4 separate regions of the Mus musculus genome follow, and regions 1, 2 and 4 are each linked to region 3. A link is a loop called in an ENCODE intact Hi-C map of the cell type or tissue named here. Cell type or tissue: left cerebral cortex. All regions are shown on one strand. Links, peaks and the distances in the headings refer to the core of each region. The heading gives the core; the rest is flanking DNA.

Region 1 (5,225 bases), core at 1,865-4,364, 98 kb before region 3:
TGAGGGGAGAATTAACATCGTATAAAAGACAGACAAGACAGGCATTCATTTCCAACTTTAAAAACAAACAACAAGGGGGCTGGAGAGATGGCTCAGCGGTTACGAGCACCGACTGCTCTTCCAGAGGTTCTGAGTTCAATTCCCAGCAACCACGTGGTGGCTCACAACCATCCGTAATGGTGTGTCTGAAGAGAGCACTGGTGTACTCATATACATAAAATTTTTAAAAATCTTTAAAACAAACAAACACAAACAACAACAACGCTCAGGAAATCGCTACTTATGTAAAATAAAAATATATAGGAAAATACACAAGTAAGGTCCACCACCTCCATTCTATCATGCAAGCTTTAAATACCCTGCTGAGAAACTCCCAAAGGGTCTCGTGTTTAGCAGCCTTGAAAACTGTCTCAGAAGACAAGCTTGTCATCACTGGCCCCTGGCACCTCGCAGTGCAACAGTAAGGACTGTGAGAACAGCCAGCAAACCTGGCCTAGCAAGGTCAGAGACAGTGGGAGGAGGGCTGTGGAAACGTCTCCCTGGGTTCTAATCAAGAGAATGTTTCCCCCACATCACATTGCCTAAAATACCGCAGCGACCGCATCCAGCTCCCCCAGAGGGTAACTGCTACCAAGACAGACCTATTACGATACTCACCTCAAAATACTTCTTCTCAATTTCTGGATTTTTCCCCATTGTACGTTGTTCGTAACAACATATAATACAAGTTTCAGATCCACTGAGATCTTTTAATGTTTTCAGCAGTGGTTCCAAGGACTATTTAAAAAAAAAATACCATTTTCAGTTTATTACGTCAAGAGTTTCCTGTGATAGGAAAGGGTCAGGAGGTGAGTCAAACCATTCTAAACCAACAAAACAAAGCAAGGTTATCAAACAAGACTGGTAAACAACCCCTGACTACCAATAATTATACTGGTTTCTAGTTAAGTTGTACCATCACATCTTGCTAGACTTAAGTCTTACAAGTCTAATTTCACTTCATCTAAGTTAATGTGGTATTTAAACAATCAACTATTTATTCTACCAAAGCAAGCCTGACCCTAATGGTTTAAATTTAATTTTTGTTATTTTAATTATATGCACGTATTTGCCTGTGTCTAAGTATGTGCTAGTGCCTGCAGGGCCAGAAGAATTGATCTTCCTGGAGCTGGAGTTACAGGTGGCTGTGAACTGCCTGATGTGGGTACTGGGAACTGAACTTGGATCCTCTGGAAGAACTGTGTGTGCTCTTAACTGCTGACCCTTTTGATCATCAGTTGGCTCAAGGCATCAACTTAAAACTAAATACTGTCCAATACTGCATAAACTGATATGGGAAGAAAATCATTCCACAAGTCTAATAAAATGTTGTCACTGAGAATAACTAATTTTGGAGCGTCTCACTCTGTGCTGGCCTAGCATTCATGGCAATTGTGAGTGCTAGGATTCTAGGAGTGAGCCAACCTGCATTTTAATTAATTTCCAAAGTCACAGTTAGCAGTCAATGGGAAAAGAAAAACAAATGAACAAACAGACAAACAAACAGAAGGTATCTTAGTTTTCTAGAATATATGCAAATCGGAAAATCCTTTTAAATTTTTCCAAAAAGTCTCCAGTAGAATGCACGCAAGTTTTCTCAACCACCTCGCACAGGCAGGCCTGTATGCCTATCCTGAATTGTGCGAATGTGTTGCCTTTGATAGTTTAACTTCTCTTTACTGCCTCATCATCTATAGAACAAATATCCCACACCTGGAGGTGTTAAACCACGGAGAGCTGTGGGCTTTCGGACACACCAGTTCGACCACTACTCACCTCCTCATAGTATATACAGTCTGCCATCAATATGTAGTCTGGTGACATCAAGTCTTCTATGTCTTCACCCCTTAAAAATGTCAAACGTATGTCTTTAACTGATGCTCTGACGATTTAAAGTGTTCATTTTAGAAACGAGAAGCAGAAGGCTCCCCTCATATTAAGCAAGCGTTGTGTAAAATGCAATTTAAAGCCCATGTAAGCGATCGATTATCTTAAAAACAAGCTGAAAGGCCATACAAACCATTTCAGTACCTTGGCTTGAACAGAACCAGTCACAAGATGCTTGTTCATATCAATATTCATTTTCAGCAAGTCCTGCAGCTCTTCAAGATCAGTGACTATAACATCTGCCCTAAAAAAACAACCTCGTTGAGGTACAGGCGCAAGGCTGCACGCCGGTGACCTGATGCTGGGCGACCAGCGCCTTCCCGCCAGCTCTTACCCGAGGGTCGCAGCCATGAGCCCCACGGCCCCCGTGCCGGAGCCCAGCTCCAGCACCGAGCGCCGACTCAGCGCGTGGGCCCCGTCGCCAGAAAACCCCGGCGTCTCCAGGTATTTGGAAAGGACGATGGCGGCGTCCCACACAACGCAACCCACGCCCCCGGAGCCGTACTGCTGCAGCCGAAGCACTGTCCCATCCCGCTTCTCCAGAACCCGCACAAAGCTCCACAGCGGGTCCTCCACCTCCGGCTCCACGGCGGCCGCCATCCCTGCCCCGGCCCGCCGCAGGCTGCGGCACGCGGTAACGTCACGCCCACGCAGCACCCGTACCTCCCAGCGGCAGGGCGGCTGCCCAAGGCGCATGCGTGACTCTCAAAGTCCGCAGGAAGCAGCAGAACCTACCCAGGAGTGGCCCAGCTGCTGCTACAATGATAGGCACTTTAAGAAGCAAAGCGACCGACAGTGCTTATACATAGCTGGAGAACGGCTCACACAGAGCCGCTGGCGATAGATCTAGGCAGCTACCCAGGTCCTATCTAAAAATGGTTATATTCAAGAAGTTTTCCTACTGTGCTTCCTTTTCATATGAATGCATAAACGTGGTGGCTGGGAACGTGCTACTTGCTTTTAATGGTAAAGAAAAGTTAGTCCTTTTACATCCCACGGGGCCAAAAGATGGCCAGCAAGACCAAGGACTCACATAGTAGAAGGAGAGACCTGCAGGTTGGCCTGTCACATTGGATCTCTAGTATGAACACACACACACACACACACACACACACACACACACACACACGTAATAAACAGATGATAGCTATTCGTTCTTCTAGATTTTTTTCAGCTTTGTTGTTTTTTGTTTTTTTGTTTTCAGGATGGCCTCCTGTATCCCAAGTAGGTTCAAACTCTTCATACTCTTCACGTAGTCGAGTCGCCTTTAAGTCCAGATGCTTCCGTCTAACCTCCCAAGTTCTGCGATTACAGGTGCTCACCACTATTCCCAGCTTCTCCTTGCTCTTTGTGATGAAAAACAATATTGCAAATCTTTTACAAATTAAGACTGAGGTGATTTATTAATCTTGTTAAGAACTCTGATACAAAGCACAGTAAAAGGCCACAGACCAGTAGATAAACAACGTGGCTTTTGGCTACTTTACAATGGCTGCTACTGCACTATCAGCATAACATACATACCTTGATCACTTTGAATGATAGTATCCAAATGGCAAAGCTTTATCCTGATTAAAAAATTTAATAAAGCTTTTTAAAGTATTTTCTGTTTAAATATTACTAATCTGGAAAAACTTTTCAAAAATTTCAGTTAACACGAGATTAAAGACAGTTAATAGGTTTGACAATGGCAGTTGGTTCTTATGCCATAAGACACTTTTGTTCCAGACTTACAAATTAGTCAAATAGCAGATTGTATTATAGGCCTCAAGTCACTTACATTTATAGAGGTTATTAGCATTATCTTTAAATATATACAATATAAATAAACTGTACATATATGGCATATTAATTTTGTCTTCCCAAATAATAGGCAAATCATTAGCTAAACAATGATTAGCTAAACACCATACACTGCAAAACAAAAGGCACATCTTAATGAACACATGCCCTTCTTCTATAATCAGGTTATGTAGAACTGTTTATAATTTTAACAAAATAATAAACACAGTGCATTCTATTATTTCATTCTATTTTCCGTTTTTGTCTTCAGCAGCAAATACTGACATTTAAGACATGGTCTCAAAGAGTTTAAGAACAGTGGGTATTATTCCTAAGTCTCCTAGATGTAAAAACCAAACAAAATTAGAAGCTAGAAGACGGTCAGAGGGTTAAAACCCAGGACCACCACCCCATATCTTCTGCATCTGTGTAAGTTCATCACCCTAAAAAGGTATCTATCAGTCAGGCGTGAGAACGCCCTCGAGCGCTGGCTCCTCTCAGTGCCGTCTGCTAGCAGAGTCTACAGTGCAATACAGAGTCTTTATACTGGCCTAGGGCAGCACTGGGGAGCCGAGGAAGCAATGCTGCTGATCACCTGGGGGCTATGGTGAAGGGCTTTTGCATTTTAATATTTCAAATTCTTTCCTTCCTTCCTTTTCTCTCTTTTGTTTGTATTTTGACTTTTGAGACAAGGTTTTTTTGTGTAGCCCTGGCTGTCCTGGGACTTGCTCTGTAGACCAGGCTGCTCTCAAACCCTGAAGCCCACCTGCCCCTGCAACCAGGGTGCTGGGATTACAGCTGTGGGCCACTGCCATCCAACAAGTTTACTAATTCTTAAGAGCTTATTTAATCAGTAGCATTTCTGTAAAAAGTACTAAAATACTATGTCTTTTTGAATAAATTAAAAACCTTTACAAATACTATTCCAGTGTCAATGACTACATATGGCCAAGGTCATTGAGGAGTTTCTGCATTTTCCAGCAGAGGCAGTCTATACAGTGGCGGGTGGGAAAGCTCCCGTTTGTAAGTCTTTGGTGGCAGCTTTGGTAAGAGAGGGCTTGAATTCTGCCTTGGTGGGACAGGAGGAGCTGGAAGATGAGCAAGGCTGCTGTGACTGGAGCTGAGCAAGTGACAGCTGCGTGGAATCCGTGGAGAGGGCGTAGTGGGAGGAGTGCTTGGTGAGTTAGGACACGTGCTGACGTCTCTGAGCCAGTCTGGGTCTCTGTGAGGATGGCCCAGTGGAGGCGGCTGAAGATTAAATGGACAGTTTATAAAGTGTTCCGGAGGCCGAAGAGGAACTGGTGGAGGGGTATCAGGAAGAGGGTCTCTTGGAGGAGGTGGAGGTGGACTGGGCACAGGCCCATCAAATGTACCCATGAGGACAGGAACTCTTGGCTTTACCTTCGGAGGAGGGGGCTGTCTTGGTGGAATAGCAGGAGGGTCATCATCAGATTTCACAGCTCCCTAAACAGAACACAAAGGGATATGTATAGTCTCTTGGGAAATGTACAGGACAA
Region 2 (5,225 bases), core at 1,383-3,882, 110 kb before region 3:
AGTTAGGAGGAGCAAGCCAGGAAGCAGCACCCCTCTGTGACTTTCTGCATCACTCCTGCCACAGGTTCCTGCCTGCTTTAGTTCCTGCTCTCACTGCCTTTGATGGTAGACTATGATATGGAAACAAAGTAGCATATGGGCATAGTGTTTCAACACTATGCAATGGATATGGTGACTAAGACAATTTGGGTAAAGTTTCTTATCCAGTCAGAGCATGTCAACAGCCGGCTATTTTGCACATGTGTAAGGAACAGGTTTTTGGAAGGCATTCTTTTGAGGAACAAGGTGGAAGGCTGAAGGTTGCTACATGGGGTCGCTGGTATAATACACACAAGTCTGGAAATGACTGCCAAGGCAGTGATGAGCCAGCACACAGACTGAAGCCCGTCCTGCAAAAGCCCGATTATCAGATGATTAAAAAGCTGAACTCAAGGTAATTCTTACTACAGAGCAGCTGTGAGGAGTGTGACAGACTGCAATTGGTGGCTTGTCGGAGCCTGAGAAAGTCTGTGGGCTCTCCGTATAGTCTGGCTTGACCTCAAGATGTCTAATCCTGTTCTGTAAGGAGGAAACGTCGGCGTTTTCAACCTTACGAATATTAAAAACATGAACCTATCATACATTAAAGTAACGTATCAGTAAAGATGTCAAAAATCAAGAGCTGTTTAATGTTTATAGTATTTTCATCAATGGGTTTAAAATCCTTCAAAAAACAGGCAGAGTGGGAGGCTCACGCCTTTAATCCCAGCACTCAGAAGGCAGAGACAGGATGGGTTCCTGTGAGTTTGAGGTCAGCCTGGGCTGCACAGGGATTTAAAAAAAAAAAAAAAAAGATTTACTGTTTTATGTATGTGAGTACACTGTTTTTAGACACACCAGAAGAGGGCACCAGATCCCATTACAGATGGTTGTGAGCCACCATGTGGTTGCTGGGAATTGAACTCAGGACCTCTGGAAGAGCAGTCGGTGCTCTTAACCGCTGAGCCATCTCTCCAGCCCCTGAAACTGTATTTCAAAAGGCCAGCGACTAAGATGTAACTTAGCTGTATAGTAATTGCCTAATGTGCACAAGGTTTAGTTATTAGTGGCACACACGCATACGTGCATACTCACATACACACACAAGCACACTTGAGGGACATAGCTCAGTGGTAGGCACTTACTTGCTCAGTGCACAAAAGGCTGGACGTTCAAAGCCCAGTACTGAAAAACAAAACAAAATGTTCACACGTCACATGCTATGTTTGTAAGTGAACAGTAATGGCTTCCCGTCACCTTTCTAAAATGGCTGACTCATTTAACTAACAGCACTGTGAACCAGTGTTCTCAACTTTTTCCTGCCTCAGCTGCCATTCCTCCATGATAGGGGAGGGACGTTGGCATGAATTCTATACGCTCAAAGGGATACCTGGATTACACAACGCAGCAGATAAAAGCAACTGGCATTGTGCAGGTTTCCCAGGTCCCCACCCGTATTTCCACTTTTGCTGTAGTGATGTTTACTGTTTGCCAGGTACTCCGGTGCACTGCGTAGAGCAAACAACTTAAACTCCCATGGGAACCTCTGCGGCCCATGATAAAACCATCCTCTATTTACATGAGGACAAGGCACAGCGTTTAAGGAACAAGATCACACAGACAGTAAAAGACAGGCTGTGGAATCAACTCTGGATGGTGCAGTCCTTGGGTTTCTGTCCCGACACACTTTATTCCAAAGGCACAGGGAGAAACCATTACCATACAGAGGACTTGTCCTAGCATATTGTACATACTAGTCACAGACTTCATCTTGTAATGAGTGACAGGGCCTCAGTGGCTGGGTGGTCTGTGTTCTGTGTCACGTGGGTCTTAAGGTTTTAACAACTTCACCTGCCTTTACCTGCCTGAGCCTTTACCGTGTTCCCACTCAGAACTGGGAAAAGGGAAACTCAGCTGTCCTATTACTTTCCCGTGGGATGTGGTTCACCCTAGGAGTACGTGATTGTGGGAGGGCCACTGACAGACAGCTTCAGTCTTCTGATGTGAAATCTGATCTTCTGTGGAAGAAGGCATGCCCATTTGGAGAACTAGTTAAAGCTGATTAGAAGTTTTAAGTCCGTAGAAGCCGCATGTCAGATATAAAGCTGAAGTTCACCTTGAACTTTATTTTTAGAACTGCACTAATTAGAACAAAGTTAGACTCGTAAAGGCCTCTTCCTTGCACAGACGGGAATCTACAGCAGAAAGGCCATTTACAAATCACAACATATGCAGCTTCGTGAGCCACATAGGTTGAACAGAATGAAACAGAAAGCTACACCAAAGACAACTTCCTGGGAAAGCCGTCTCACTCAGCTTCTGCCGTGTTTTCTCCAGCAAGGACCCTCCTAATGGGTAGACTAGTTCTGAAAATCAAATTTAATTAAAAATTTTTAAAATCTGAGGGCTGGCTGCAATTCAAAACCGAGTCTTTTCACAGCCACCTTACTAGACGCTGTTTAAAGACAAAGATGTGTAATGCCACCTACAGGGCACCTTTGGAACTACAGTCCTACTTCTATGTCCCACACTGGGTTAAAAAAAAAAAAAGGCAAACCCTTGCTCATCACATTTAGCCAGAAAGCGTGAGGAGGGGGCGAAAAGAAGCACAAGAAGACGCACCGCCATTCTGTCCTGCACTTAAATAATAATGTGGAATCAAAACCAACCCGGTGTCACCAACTATAATCCACAGACTGTTAGAAATGGGAGAAGAGTTAGGCAACCAGAGGGAGAAGGTGGAAGAGGCTCAAGTCACTGGTGAGGAGGCCTGCAATTTGCCTCTGAATTGTAGAATCCCTCCCCCAGCCTTCAGTTAACAGCGATTCTGGTTCCTAGAGTTGTTCCACAGGTTTTGAGGTTCAGCCCCTCATTCTGGGCAGGACAGGCCACTCTAACCAGAGCACTTCTCTTCCCTTCTCTCGCCCTCCCTGCTGGGAGGTAGTAGACACGGGTTTCTTTATGGTGGTGATTCTCAATTTAGGAAACATTAAAGCTATTTGGAGTCCTTCAGTACCACCACCACACCTCCTGTTTACTCCGGCTAGAATGAAGCTTGACCTTAGCATAGTGCTTGGCTTCTGCTAGCTTCCAATTTTCCAAGTGACCACACAGTCTGGTTGAAGAAACAGTCCCTACAAAGCTAGGAAGTTACAGGTTCTAGGACAGCTAGGGCTACACAGAGAAACTGTCTCCAAACACCAAAACGAAACAAAAATCCCCAAACTTAAAGCCAAAACAAACACAAACCAGTTTGGGGCTGCAATCTCTTTCCAGGTGACGTCCACCTACTCCCTGGTAAGTGGTGCTAGGCCCCGCAGCCCACAGCAACAAACCCTGCTTGCTCAAGAGGACCCCAACTCATCTCTAGCATTTCCCTGACACACTGGTAATTACTTGAAGCTGGGCAGTTGGTATACTGGTTGATGCCCAGCTAGAGGCATGACCTCACTCATCTCTTGCACCTATTTGTTTTTGAGATATGGCCATGTGTTCCTATGTGTCCCAGAATGGCCTTGAACCCATGATCCTGCCTCCACCTTCCAGGTGTGTGCTGTGCAGCTCCCCTTGGACGTACACATCGATGCTGAGCCTTCCAGCCCCCAGCTCACAGATCGATTCCCAGGTTGGCAGGTCCATCTACCCTCTGCTTCAGGGCTAACAGCAGCCGTCCTGCCCCAAGCCCTGGTCTAAACCAGCCAAGCCTCTCCCTGAGCAACACAAGCCTAAGCAGAGATACTGGCTTCCCCTTCAGCGGATGAGTTACTCCTTAGGCCCTTCTTCCAGGGGGGTCTCAACTACAGGGCTTTGCTCACCAAAAGGCCTACATGTGCCCAACACTGAACTCCTCCAAAGCAGGGCTTCTCCCAGGCTCCTGTGTGGGAAGCAGTTGGCACTGAGGGTGCCCTTTAGTTAATTAAGTCCTGCAGTAGAGCTCAGTGCTGGCCTCACTCCACAACTGGGAGTTTTAATTTCCCGCTTCATTCTGTTACAAATTCCGTCCCTCCCCAAGGTCAGGTTCCCAGAGGCAGTGATTGTGGAAGGACAGGTTCAGGAGTGGGTCTAGCTAGCAGGGAGGAGGGGAGGCAAGCAGGGTGTGGTCCCCAGGAAACTGGTACTAAGCTGCTCTGTGGGTTAAGCCAGCTGGACTTCATATGAAAGGAAGTCTGGGATCGTGGGAAGGGTGTGAGAATCTGAGGGGTCTAAGGTCAGTGTTCACTCCAGCCCCATGTTATGGAGCGAGCTGTGTACGAGCTACTGCACGCAAAGCTGCACACACTCAGCCTGTCTGCCTGGGGCAAACTGCTCCACGAGGTGCCATGCACGGACACAGTATTCTGAAAATCTAACAGCAAGCAAGCTTTAAAGGCTGAAGAAAGCTCCCAAGAAAGAATCGCTCCAAACTGACTCTTGTCTTCAAGTCTCTAAATGGAGTCGCTCTTGCTTTCTGGAAAGCAGTTGTTTGTTATAAATGTTCATCTCATCAGAGACGTCTTGGAAGCAGAGTCACAAGGTTTCAAAAACGGTGTTTATTTCAGCACATACAACGTGCCATCTAGCACCGACTGTAAACTCCAGAATACATCTGGTTACTACTTTTTGGATCTGGTGGTGGTGCTCAAGACTGACACAGTAGACTATGTGAGCAGGTGATTATTGGAACAACAAAAAAGTTGGAGACAACACAGTAAAAACCATTTGATAAATGTACACAGAACTCCATTTAAGTATGAAGCAGAAGCCTGCAACTGGCTTTCTCTCCTCACACCTCCCTGAGACAGCGCTTGGTCCCCCGTCCCCTGACTTATCTTCTTAGTGACCTAGAGCTACAGCGCCCCAGACTCCCCAGTTCACTAGTCCCCAGTTCCCCAGTTCACTCACCTACCTGTGATGGAGGGAAACACAACTCTGCCCAGTAAAGGTACAAAATAGTATTTTCAGTTTCCTTTCAAAGAACATGTTAAGTATTAAACATAACACAAAGGAAAAAGAGAAACCACTACACAACTATGTAAAAGTGAGACTGCCTCTGAACTTCACCTTAGTATTATATAATGAGAGACACTAGCACTGGAAGCTGGATTGCATCAACTTCTCTATGGTTTTGGGTTTTTGCTCCTTTCTCCCTCCCTCCTTCCTTCCTTCCTTCCTTCCTTCCTTCCTTCCTTCCTTCCTTCCTTCGAGACAGTCCTATTATGCTTGGAACC
Region 3 (5,225 bases), core at 1,505-4,004:
CCAGCAAGGTGGTGGTGACGAAGCCCTTTAGTCCCAGCACTCTGGAGGCAGAGGCAGGAGGATCTCTGTTAGTTCTAGACCAGCATGGTCTACAGAGTAAGTTCCCAGACAGTCAGGGCTACACAGAGAAACCCTGTCTTGAAAAACCAAACCAGAAGCTGAGTTCTGGAACAGACAAGGCTACAAAAAGGATCCTTGTCTAAAGGAACCAAGTAGATAAAAGTGAAAATCCACCTTTGTATTCTTAGGACCTTGTACGGGGTCAAGCACCTAAGCTGTGTTCAACAGATGGTAAAGGAATACACAAAGCTAAAATACATCACACCACATAAAATATGAATTATTATCAACTAATTTTTTTCTAAAAACATAAATGTTGTCCATGGCATGAACTTCAATTCCATAATGCTAAGTTAATAAATTAATTTTAGCTGCTTTTAACATTCACCACAGAAGATGACATTCCTCTGGATGTGTTTTTTTAATATGCAAAACACTCCATTACTATGAAGTAATATATTATCTACAAACACAACACACAAATGCACAGTTCCAGGACCAAAGCAAGAGATAGGGAATGGATATTAGTTCTGGTTTTATTTCTGATCTACTCTGAAAAATTAAATTTGTATTTATGCACCAAGGATTATGTAGAGTCTAAGCCACCTTTTGCTATCAAAATTACGAATGTGTATATACTTGCATCACATGCCAACAAGGGTCAAGCCGATACACCCATTGCCATTCTGGGAGGTAGAAGGGTTAATTACTATCCACGTATTTCCCCTTTGCGTTTGATTCAAAACAGAATTATCACTATTCAATGTGCTTTCCATTTCCACAGAGTTCTTTTTAAAGACATGATTTGGTGTGTGCCCCCAAGGAAACCAGTAATCACCTCCTTATGAGAATTATGACAATGGAAAATTTGAAATTCTGAAGAATACAAGGAAATGTTTTTACCATTAAAGTGGACTTGTCTTTCCACTCCTAGACATGTATGATGAATTCTTTTTCAAGTGCAGTTGTTGTTGTTAGTGTGAGTCTGTCTGTCTGTCCGTCTGTCTGTCTGTGAGTGTGTACGAGTGTGTGTAGGGAGTCAGTTCTCTCCTTCCCCCCTGGGTTCTGCACATGAACTCAGGAACCCAAAAGGTACTTTTACTCCTTACATCTTACATTCTCCCTCAATTGTGGTATTTTACCTAGTGGAGGTTTCTTATTAAAGTGTGTGTGTGTGATATATGTGTTAGTGGCATGTGTGTGTGTGTGTGTGTGTGTGTGTGTGTGTGTGTGTGTGTGTGGTGAGGGCCTGCATGAAGGCCAGGACAGCTTTGTGGAGTCAGTTCTCCCCTATCACCTTTACGTGGATTCCAGGAATGAAATTCAAGCCATCAAGCTTGTGTTGTTGGACCGCAAATCACCTTCCCTAACGAGTCTCTTGCTGGCCCAGAGCAACAAAGAGAATGGCATAATTACCTAACTTCATATAAGACTAGCACCAACCAATCGGAGACACGCACCCTAGCAATGTATCTAATCTCCAAAGATTGATTAGCAACGAGCCACCTCCCCCCCCCCGCCCGCCCCCGCAACTGTCCCTTAAAAGTGGTTATTGCAAGTCCTCGTCGCTGTGAAGAAACTGACCACATTTTGTGAGGCAATCTTTGTATTCAGGTAAGACTTCTGCAGGAAGTGGGGAGGCGCTTTAGATTCACCCCAAGAGCTGGAGAACGAATACTATGACTCACTGACACTTCACACATGGGAAACACACATCCATATTAGCGAAAACAGCACAGCCTCAACAGGCGAATGGGCGAGCGTAGCAAGCAAGCCGCCCGAGGCGAGCACCCCCAGCCCCAAGAACTTAATTCAAAGTAGCCTCTCGGTCCAAAATTGCGCATTTGTTTTAGAAACGAAAAAAACCAGTGGGACTCTGTGTTGCCAGAATCCAGCCTGAGGACAACGCATTGGTCAACGGCGGAAGTTGCCTGACGAAATGACTGTAAGATGAAATCCAGTTTTATGATCATAACAAAACCTTCCTTCCGGGACCAGGCCAAAAAAGAAAGTTGAGAAAACGTCCTTCGGGATGCAACAGGCAATTAGGAGCGCCCGCAGCCCGGCCAGAGAAGGCTCGGCCGCGGCACGCGGGGCGGGCGCGAGCCGTGCTCCCCGCTCCTCGCTCTCCCCGTTACAAGTTGTGCGAGCTCCGGGCCCGGCCCCCCAGCCCGTCGCCCCGCGGCACCTCCCTCGGCCCCAGCACTGACCTTCCGCAGGGCCGGGACCAATAGTCCCCGCCATTTCGGGCTGTTTTCTTCGCTGAAGAACTCGTAGGGCTGCGGCGCCTGCTGCATGGCCCCGGCCGCAGCGCCTCCGCATCGGAGGCCGGGCCGGTGGCCTGACAGGCAGGGCGCCGGCCGCCTCGCCTCGCCTCGCCCCGGCCGCCGCCTCCCGCCCGGGCCGCAGCTCCGGCCGAGCGCTCGGGGGCGGCGCCGGCGGGCGGGCGTTCGCCGAGGCTTGGCGGCCCCGCAGCCCCGAGGAAGCGCGGCGGCCCGAGGCGTCCTGCTGTCCCCGCGGCGCCGGCCCGCTGGCCCGAGGCTCCTCCTCCTTTGTCTGGGTGCGCAGCGCGGGGCACCGCCGGCCTCGCCCCCGCCCCGACTCCCGCTACGGCCGCGGCGGGCAGACAGCGGCGGCCCGCAGCGTCCTCATCGCCTCCCCCGCCCTCCGCGCAGCCGCCGCTACCGCCGCCGCCGCCGCCGCCGCCACCGCCGGGTCCGCCCGAGTCACCTCCAGAGGGCCCTCGGGGCCGAGCGGGCGCGCGTGTCCGGCGTGCACGGCACTGGCCGCCGCCGCCGCCGCCGCCCCTCCAGCCCCGCCGGCCGCCGCCGAGCGCCCGGTGCCTGCAGCGGCGGCTCGGCTCGGCTCGGCCCCGCGCTCGCTCTCCCGAGTCTCTGGAGAAGACCAGCACGGAGCATGCGCGCCGCCGAGCGGGCCGAGGCGTCTGGTGCGGGGCCCCGGGGCCGGGAGGGTAATCGGTCTCTCCTGGGAACGTGCACGGGGCGGGGTGGCTCTTCCAGACGAACTCGGCAGCGTTCCGAGTCCTGGCAGACAATCCTGATTCGGTACAGCCCTAGGGGACCCCCGAGCCCGTGACTGCAGCTCTGGGAGGCAGAACACAGATGTGGGGAGAAAAGGACATTTGGGCTGATAGGATATTTATTTAACGTGTGCTCTGTGTGGCTCCTTTGTATATTTAGGTGATAGTGGCTATTCATAAAGTCACATTGTAGGGTCATGGGAAGCTCTTAGCGCACGTTGAAGGGCCAGATGACTTCAGTTCGAGGTCTTTCACCTAGAGTCCCTATGGATCAAAAAAAAAAAAAAAAAAAAAGTATCCAAAAACTTTCAGATATTGTTCTTAGGTTAATCATGTTCAAATCCTTTCCACTTAAGGTTCTACAGAACCTGGATCCTGCGATACAGTCACACTAATTAGCATTAAAAAAAAAAAACCTAAAAATCCTCTGTCCCTATGCTTTTTTAAGTTGAAGGGGCATGTACTTTGGAAACTTTTTCACTAACCCAAATTTCATCCCACTAAAATCGCTGAACAGATTGCTCCCAACGGGCTGTAAACAGTCATGCTGCCAGCCACCGAAGTGAGGAAGGGAACAGAAGAACAGACTGGAAAAGATAACTTGTGTAGTAATTTCAGCTCCAGAATCAGTGGGTGAACATTGTTCTCCCCCAAACACAACACCATTTTGACTTCATAAAGTAAAAATGGCAACTAAATACTTAAAGAGATCGGAGGTTTCCGTTTTGTTTTGTTTTTGGTTTCTTTTTTAATCTAAGTATCCACAGTGTTTAAAAAAAAAAAAGTCCTCTGGGGCTGTCGAGGAAAAGGTACCTGCTTCGCTTCCCAAGGCTGACAACCTGCGTTCCACCCCTGGAACCCACGTGAAGGAAAGAACCGGCTTCGCAAGGTTGTTCCCTGACCTGTCTACATCTGAAATGTGGCATATGTGTGTCCTCGCACACGCGTGTGCCTACATAATAACACTAAAGTTGTTTCTAATAAAAGTTCTAAAGTTGTCTTCTAATAAATGGCCATGTTCATAGTCCCATGTACTAAATACACTCTGGTTTATAGAGAAAGCTTATTTTTCCTAAAGTTCCTAGACCCTAGCTATAAAACACGAAGCTGTCAAATTATCAGACTGCAATTGTATTTTCTCATAGGAAAGTCATTGGTGGGAAGTTTTATTCTTGGCAAAGGCTATTGGAAGGCTCCCCTGAGCTTAATCTGGCCTGAAGATGTATTTGTTTCGCCAAGTATTAAGAATTTTTAATTGGTATTACCATTTTAAAGTCGATAGCTTTTTTTTTTTCTTGTCTATTTCCAGCTTCTCTTGACAAAGATCTGGCAACAACGTGGCCTACTGCATCTATGCAAAGAAACGAGCAGGCAGTGCAGAGGCCGTCCTCTTTATAGAAGTGTGCCACCCATTTCCAGTTGGCTGTCCTCCCGATCTGGCACCGTTCCCCTTTTACGTAACCTGCCTAGCCTCTACAGGCATCGGCCCTGTGATCTCTGGGCTAGGCAAACAGAAACGGATCCACATGGTGCAAAGGGTCCAAGAATGACACCAGAGAGTTTTCCCAGCCAGACAAGTGACCATCTAAAGACAAACAGAAACTGTTGAATCCATATCTCATACTCAGGCAGAAATGCCAATAGGTCAAAGGTTTACATGTATAAAAAAGGGATTCCAAATGACCTCAGAATAAAAAAAAAAAAATAAGATGACTTTTATATATATCACAAAAATCTAGACTGACATAGATTTTTTTAATGCCTGGGGGGAAAACCCACAAGTCAAGCTAAAAGGCAATGACAAGCTAGAAACACACACACACAACTACAGCAATTCATTTTTTGAGCTAACTTCCCTGCAAATTAGTAGAATTAAACCTCAAAGGGGGGGGGGGGAATGAGAGGAAAAAGACTGAAAAAGCTATCTCACACACACACACATAAAGAGAATGGGTATCTCTTAAAAATAAACACTAAACTTCATTCATATTAAGAGAAATACAAACTTACACTGGTACCATTTTGCACCTATTAAATCAGAGAGCTTAATTATATACTATAATAGTGAAGATATGAGAAAACAGAAACTCGCTGTTTTAATGTCTAATAAGGGCAAACTACATGA
Region 4 (5,225 bases), core at 1,073-3,572, 320 kb before region 3:
CAAGCTTCCAGCACTCGAAAGGGATCTAAAACACAGCATTTTGTAGTAAGCATCAGTTTTTTATTCTATCCTAAATACAAGTAGAAGGCTAAATGTACAGCCAAAACATATACAGAGTCTTGGACATGGGGAAATTGATAGAAAATTGTAGGATATTTAAAATCAAAGTACAACCATGTTTCAGAAGAGAGCAACAGATCTGAATCTTTTTCAGCTCTTATCAGTCTTCCTCTGAGTCAAGTGTGGAGCTCTGGGGCTCATGGAGCTTCAGTGCTTCTGTAAATGGTTTCTATTACTGTTACACCAGCCATACGTGTAGAGATATAAACAATACAACGCAGTGTCTGTGCATAGCATCCAGGGATGGACCTGACTAGGGCAGTAAGAACACGAAGAAAAAGACAGACATACAGATAAAAAAGCTGGGATCAGATGGGCTGGGCCAGTAGTTCTCAACTTTCCTAATGTTGTAACCCTTTAATAGTTTCTCATGCTGTGGTGACCCCCCCCCAACTATAAAGTTATTTTGGTTGCTACTTTATGACTGTAATTTTGCTACTCTTACGAATTACAAATATCTGTTTTCTGATGGTCTTAGGTGACTGCTGTGAAAGAGTAGTTCCAACCCTCAAAGAGGTCCAGATCCACTAGTCTGGGCTCTCCACTAAAGAAACTACAGGCACTAGGCCAAGCTCAGCATATTTAGTATTTAGAGTTGAACAGAAAGGTGGGGTCATTGCATATAGTTGAACAAGCAGGCAGGTTTACAGTATACAGCTGGATAAGGAGACAGGTTTAGCTCATTTTAGTAGTAGTCTCTGTAGGTCTTCAGGTAGTAACGTTCAGAGGGAGAAAGATACAGTGGACACTTTCTGCCACACTGTCAACATCCAGGACTGAATTAGAGGAAGACTTTGCCTTGCTTCTGAACCTCACCCTAGGTGGAAGATTTTTGCCATTCTTTCATGGATCTTAATGGGGTCTTTGGAGCCCTTGCCATGGCTTTGTCAATGTCAACAATAAATATTCACTCAGGGATTTCTCCACTCCCTATAATACAAATTTATTTTCTTAGTGTTCTGAAGGTTAGATGTCCCAAAGGGGTCTGCAGAGCTGCATCTATGTGGAGGCATGGGTGGGAATAGGGCAGGGGCGGGGCGAGGTGATGTCAGTGGTGTCTTGGGAAAATTCCTTGCATTGTCTCTCATAGCTTCCAAAGTTGCTATATTCTTTGACTGGTGATCCCAAATGGCTTCAACATGTGCTTCCAGGCCATATCTCTTTCCATAACCCCAATTCTTGTCTTTTTATAAGAACCCTTAGATTGTATTTAACCTCTCTAACTCACAACCCCAAAGTTAGAGGAATCTGTGAAGTCCTTTTGTCCCCTATGATGTCCCTTTGACTGTTTCCAGACTTTTGTTTTGTTTTGTTTTTGTTTTTGAGGAGGGAGAAATTATGCCACCACTCATGCTTGGGTTCCACAAGCTGAGAAGTTCTTCTAAAGTCTTAGAGAGGACTAAGGGGGTAGGAACGCCACGGCTAAGAAGCAAGCCAGATACTCTGATGTAGGAATTGCAGGTACAGCTAAGCCATTGTGAACCAAATTCAGGGATCTGTTTAGAAGAGAGGAAAACAAAACAATAAAATGAGATATATCAAAAATTGTTTGGTCTCTCTCTTTTTTTTTTAGTAGGGAGAGAGTAAACTTCTTGTTATTATTGTTTTGTTTTTAAAATACTCAGCATTCTTGTTGTGTCCACTTGATAAATATGTATGACTTTTAAAGTCCTTCTGTTCTTTTGCAGTCATGTGAACAGAGTCCACACATTTTGAATTTTAGTTAAAATTACTACGGTTCCTTTAGGTTTCCAGGGTTTTAAAGGTTGTTATATATTCATTTCAATAGTACTTAACATAAGTGTATATAAAAATGCTAAAAAGACATTAAAGAAAAATTTCCATAACTCAGGAACATAGACATAGGTAAATTTATAATTTACCACTAAGCGTACACTGTTAGTACTCTGTTAGAGAAAATGCTTTTTTGTCAGGCGGCTGTTCTTTACCAACCACTTTTAAATGAACTAGCAGCCCCTGCTGGTTCTTTTGACAATAACATCTTTTTATAAACACATTCTGACTATACTCCGATAGGAGTCAGTAGTGAGGCGGCCACCAGTCCATGAATATCTTGAACAAATTTGTTGTTTTAACAACGAAGGAAAGATAAAACTGGGGGGGGGGGGGGGTTTGGGGTGTGTGTGAGAGAGAAAGAGGGAATGAAAAAGATTTAAATAAAAATACGGAGATTAAGATAATTAGATAGGTATATTTTTATTGTATGACTAAATCTTTTAAACCCTAAAAATATACTTTACCTTTTTTAATGTTTAAGAGGAAAAAACACTATAATAATGGTAGTAATTTAAAGAGTGAGGGATAGAGAGCCAAAAGAGACGGGGTCTCGCTATGTTGCCCAGGCTGGAGTGCAGTGGCTATTCACAGGCGCGATCCCACTACTGATCAGCACGGGAGTTTTGACCTGCTCCGTTTCCGACCTGGGCCGGTTCACCCCTCCTTAGGCAACCTGGTGGTCCCCCGCTCCCGGGAGGTCACCATATTGATGCCGAACTTAGTGCGGACACCCGATCGGCATAGCGCACTACAGCCCAGAACTCCTGGACTCAAGCGATCCTCCTGTCTCAGCCTCCCGAGTAGCTGGGACTACAGGCGTGCGCCACCGCGCCCGGCGATCGCTGAGAGCTGCGGGGAGATACTAGAGCTTCGGCGGGCCGTGACGTCACCGGAGGCAGGGCAAAGCCTTCGCTGACACGCCCTGACACGCCCAGCTCGGGCGGTCCAGAGACTGTGATGTCACCTGGGTCCGCCTTCTTCCGCTGGAGCCTGGAGCCTTGTGTTTTATTACAAATCGTTCGTATTCTCTCAAAAACTGGTCGCGAAGGGGAAAGGAGAGGGCCTCAAACGGTTCCTCTGCATCGCGTTGCTTTCTAGGCCTGCAGTCTCCGCTATATCTCTGCATTGGAAAAATATGAGCGAACCATCTGTTCTAAATACTGTATACCATACAGTGTATAGCATGACCCCTCGTGGCAGAGGTTAGGGGTCCGAAAAGGTGTTGAAGCTAGCTGGAAGGAACGAAACTTAGAATATCTGTCTGTTCCTGGTGTTGGTCTCCTATTGTGGAGGAAAGCTAGTCCGTGGGTAGGTAGGGGTGGGCGGGGGTTCCTTACAGTTGTGTTGTCTTGCTTTTAGAACAAGCTTCCGTGAAGAAGGCATTTCCAACCATAATCAGCAGACCTTCTTTGAGTTTTCCTATTTCCCCCTCCTCTAAGGGTAATCCCTAGATTTCCGAGAAGGAAAACCAGTGGCCTCTTCTTAGCTCCGTCAAAAACAGTTGTTCCCTTGACGACTCTTTCCAACATAAAACAAAAACGGGCACCTGAAGGGGTCGACGGTGATTTTGATATAGAGCAACAAAAGACTCAGTGTAAACTAAAGAACTTATCTTAAGGAATAAAAACGAAGATGTGGCAGAAGTTTAGTTGTACCCAAAGTCTTTACCCTTATTATTATACATTTCTGTTTGATATTTTGTCCCAATGGACCACATTTCATGCTCTCTTATCATTTTGAGTTTTCACCAGTGGCACCTGAATGAAAGTGGTGTGACTTGCAGTTCTAGTTTAAAAGTAAAATAACTTCTGTCCAGGGCGGCACACCACTCCTGGAATCCCACCATGCAACAGGCGACTTGGACAGTTAAGAGTTCAAAAGCCATCTTCTACCAGAGAGAGAGAGAGAGAGAGAGAGAGAGAGAGAGCCAATGAATAGGCTGCAGCCTTCCACACCCCCACCCCTACCACTCTCCTAGTCTAGCCTAGCATGCAAACTAGGAGGAGACTTGGTGATCAGATCCAGCCCTAGGAAGAAAGAAACCAGAGTCTAAGGATGAGCCATGTTAAGCCGCTCTGTCAGCTCAGGGTTCCTACCTCTGGACAGTCAGTAATACACTTCTGCCTCGTTTAAATGACTATATTTGGGAGCCTCTGCATTGTCATAGTACGCTCTAACTCTGTGGTTCTCAATCTTCCTAATGGTGCCACTCTTTAATACAGTTCCTTGAGTTATGGTCACCCACCAATCATTAAATTATTTTGTTGCTACTTCATAAATGTAATTTTGCTACTGTTATGAATTGTGAATATCTGATTGGCAGAACATCTAATATGCAACCCACAGGTTTCGAACTACCGCACTGATTAGAGGGACATTCACAGGAGAAAAACACCCAGACAACTAGAACTCAGAAAAGTGAAGACCCAAAGGAACTCCGGCATCTACAGGGCACTTGATGTCGTGTCCCTTAAAATGTAAGAAGCGGCTAGGCATGGTGGCGCACGCCTTTAATCCCAGCACTCAGGAGGCAGAGGCAGGCAGATTTCTGAGTTCGAGGCCAGCCTGGTCTACAAAGTGAGTTCCAGGACAGCCAGGGCTATACAGAGAAACCCTGTCTGTCTCAAAAAAAAAAAAAAAAAAAAAAAAAGTAAGTACGTGATTTTCTAGTTTTTCCTACAATTTCTATTTATATACAGTCTCTATATCCATACCAACTTTTTTATTCTTGTGAACGAAACTTATTTTCTGCCTTTCTCATTTGTCACTATCCTTTAGTATCAGTAAATATTTTATTCATCATATGGTTGTGTAAGTTGAATCACTATTGGTCACTCTACCATCGACATTTAGCTTGTATTAAGAATTAGTGATCAACACAATAGTTAGAGCTGTTTAGTGGATTTTGTATAAACCAAGTAGTTTTTTTGAGTTTAAGAAAGTTTTTGAAGTGTTGCCCAAGTTGGTCTAGAATCCCAAATTAGAGCATTCCTGCCTCAGACTCCTCAATAGCTAAGACAGGACGATGCCATCAGAGATATCTGTTTGCTTCTTATTGCAAAACAAACAAGTATCTGGCTGTGTGGGGTTTTCCTTTTGAGTGTGTGAGATGGGGTGTCACTATGCCTCAGGCACTTCCCATGAAGATTAAGCAGGCCTTGAACTCCCAGGTTATCTCTTGAAATGTAACCTGTATTATGTAGAATCTGGGCCCTGAACATTGTTGTAGATTAACACCCTCGTTGCAAATGGAACGTAAACCTGTCTACAAAGTACACCTTAGAACTCATTAAGTTTCTTAATTTGTC

The links. Peaks named below come from ENCODE experiments on the same cell type or tissue, not always from the same donor. Only the 100,000 strongest peaks of a DNase experiment are listed, where the experiment ranks them.
Region 1: a loop joins it to region 3, with 2.7 times the contacts of the local background. A loop is called at or near these places in 14 of 42 quality-filtered maps.
Region 2: it touches region 3 in a loop (2.8-fold over the local background); 11 of 42 quality-filtered maps call a loop at or near these places.
Region 4: it touches region 3 in a loop (3-fold over the local background); 24 of 42 quality-filtered maps call a loop at or near these places.

The regions. Positions count from the first base shown.
Region 1 is chr12:69,580,461-69,585,685 of GRCm38, forward strand. It overlaps Vcpkmt (valosin containing protein lysine (K) methyltransferase), which reads right to left and starts at 2,557. Exons shown (of 6, transcript NM_001033236.3): 1 at 2,261-2,557; 2 at 2,060-2,170; 3 at 1,816-1,885; 4 at 658-777. The coding sequence starts at 2,526. It overlaps Sos2 (SOS Ras/Rho guanine nucleotide exchange factor 2), which reads right to left. Exons shown (of 23, transcript NM_001135559.1): 23 at 3,301-5,172. The coding sequence ends at 4,663. In left cerebral cortex, for the core only: a CTCF peak has its summit at 3,270; DNase peaks (open chromatin) are centred at 1,880 and 2,599; H3K4me3 peaks cover 1,115 bases; H3K27ac peaks cover 1,104 bases.
Region 2 is chr12:69,572,203-69,577,427 of GRCm38, forward strand. It overlaps Vcpkmt (valosin containing protein lysine (K) methyltransferase), which reads right to left. Exons shown (of 6, transcript NM_001033236.3): 6 at 4,533-5,225. Among named protein-coding and RNA genes, the nearest start is that of Vcpkmt, 8.2 kb to the right of the region's middle. In left cerebral cortex, for the core only: a CTCF peak has its summit at 2,505 (motif pointing left); a DNase peak (open chromatin) is centred at 2,498; H3K4me3 peaks cover 414 bases; H3K27ac peaks cover 412 bases.
Region 3 is chr12:69,679,245-69,684,469 of GRCm38, forward strand. It overlaps Sos2 (SOS Ras/Rho guanine nucleotide exchange factor 2), which reads right to left and starts at 2,608. Exons shown (of 23, transcript NM_001135559.1): 1 at 2,271-2,608. The coding sequence starts at 2,357. In left cerebral cortex, for the core only: a CTCF peak has its summit at 3,019; DNase peaks (open chromatin) are centred at 1,849, 2,151, 2,634, 3,037 and 1 more place; H3K4me3 peaks cover 2,500 bases; H3K27ac peaks cover 1,217 bases.
Region 4 is chr12:69,358,728-69,363,952 of GRCm38, forward strand. It overlaps Rn7s2. Among named protein-coding and RNA genes, the nearest start is that of Nemf, 4.2 kb to the left of the region's middle. In left cerebral cortex, for the core only: a CTCF peak has its summit at 2,115; DNase peaks (open chromatin) are centred at 2,124 and 2,813; H3K4me3 peaks cover 774 bases; H3K27ac peaks cover 670 bases.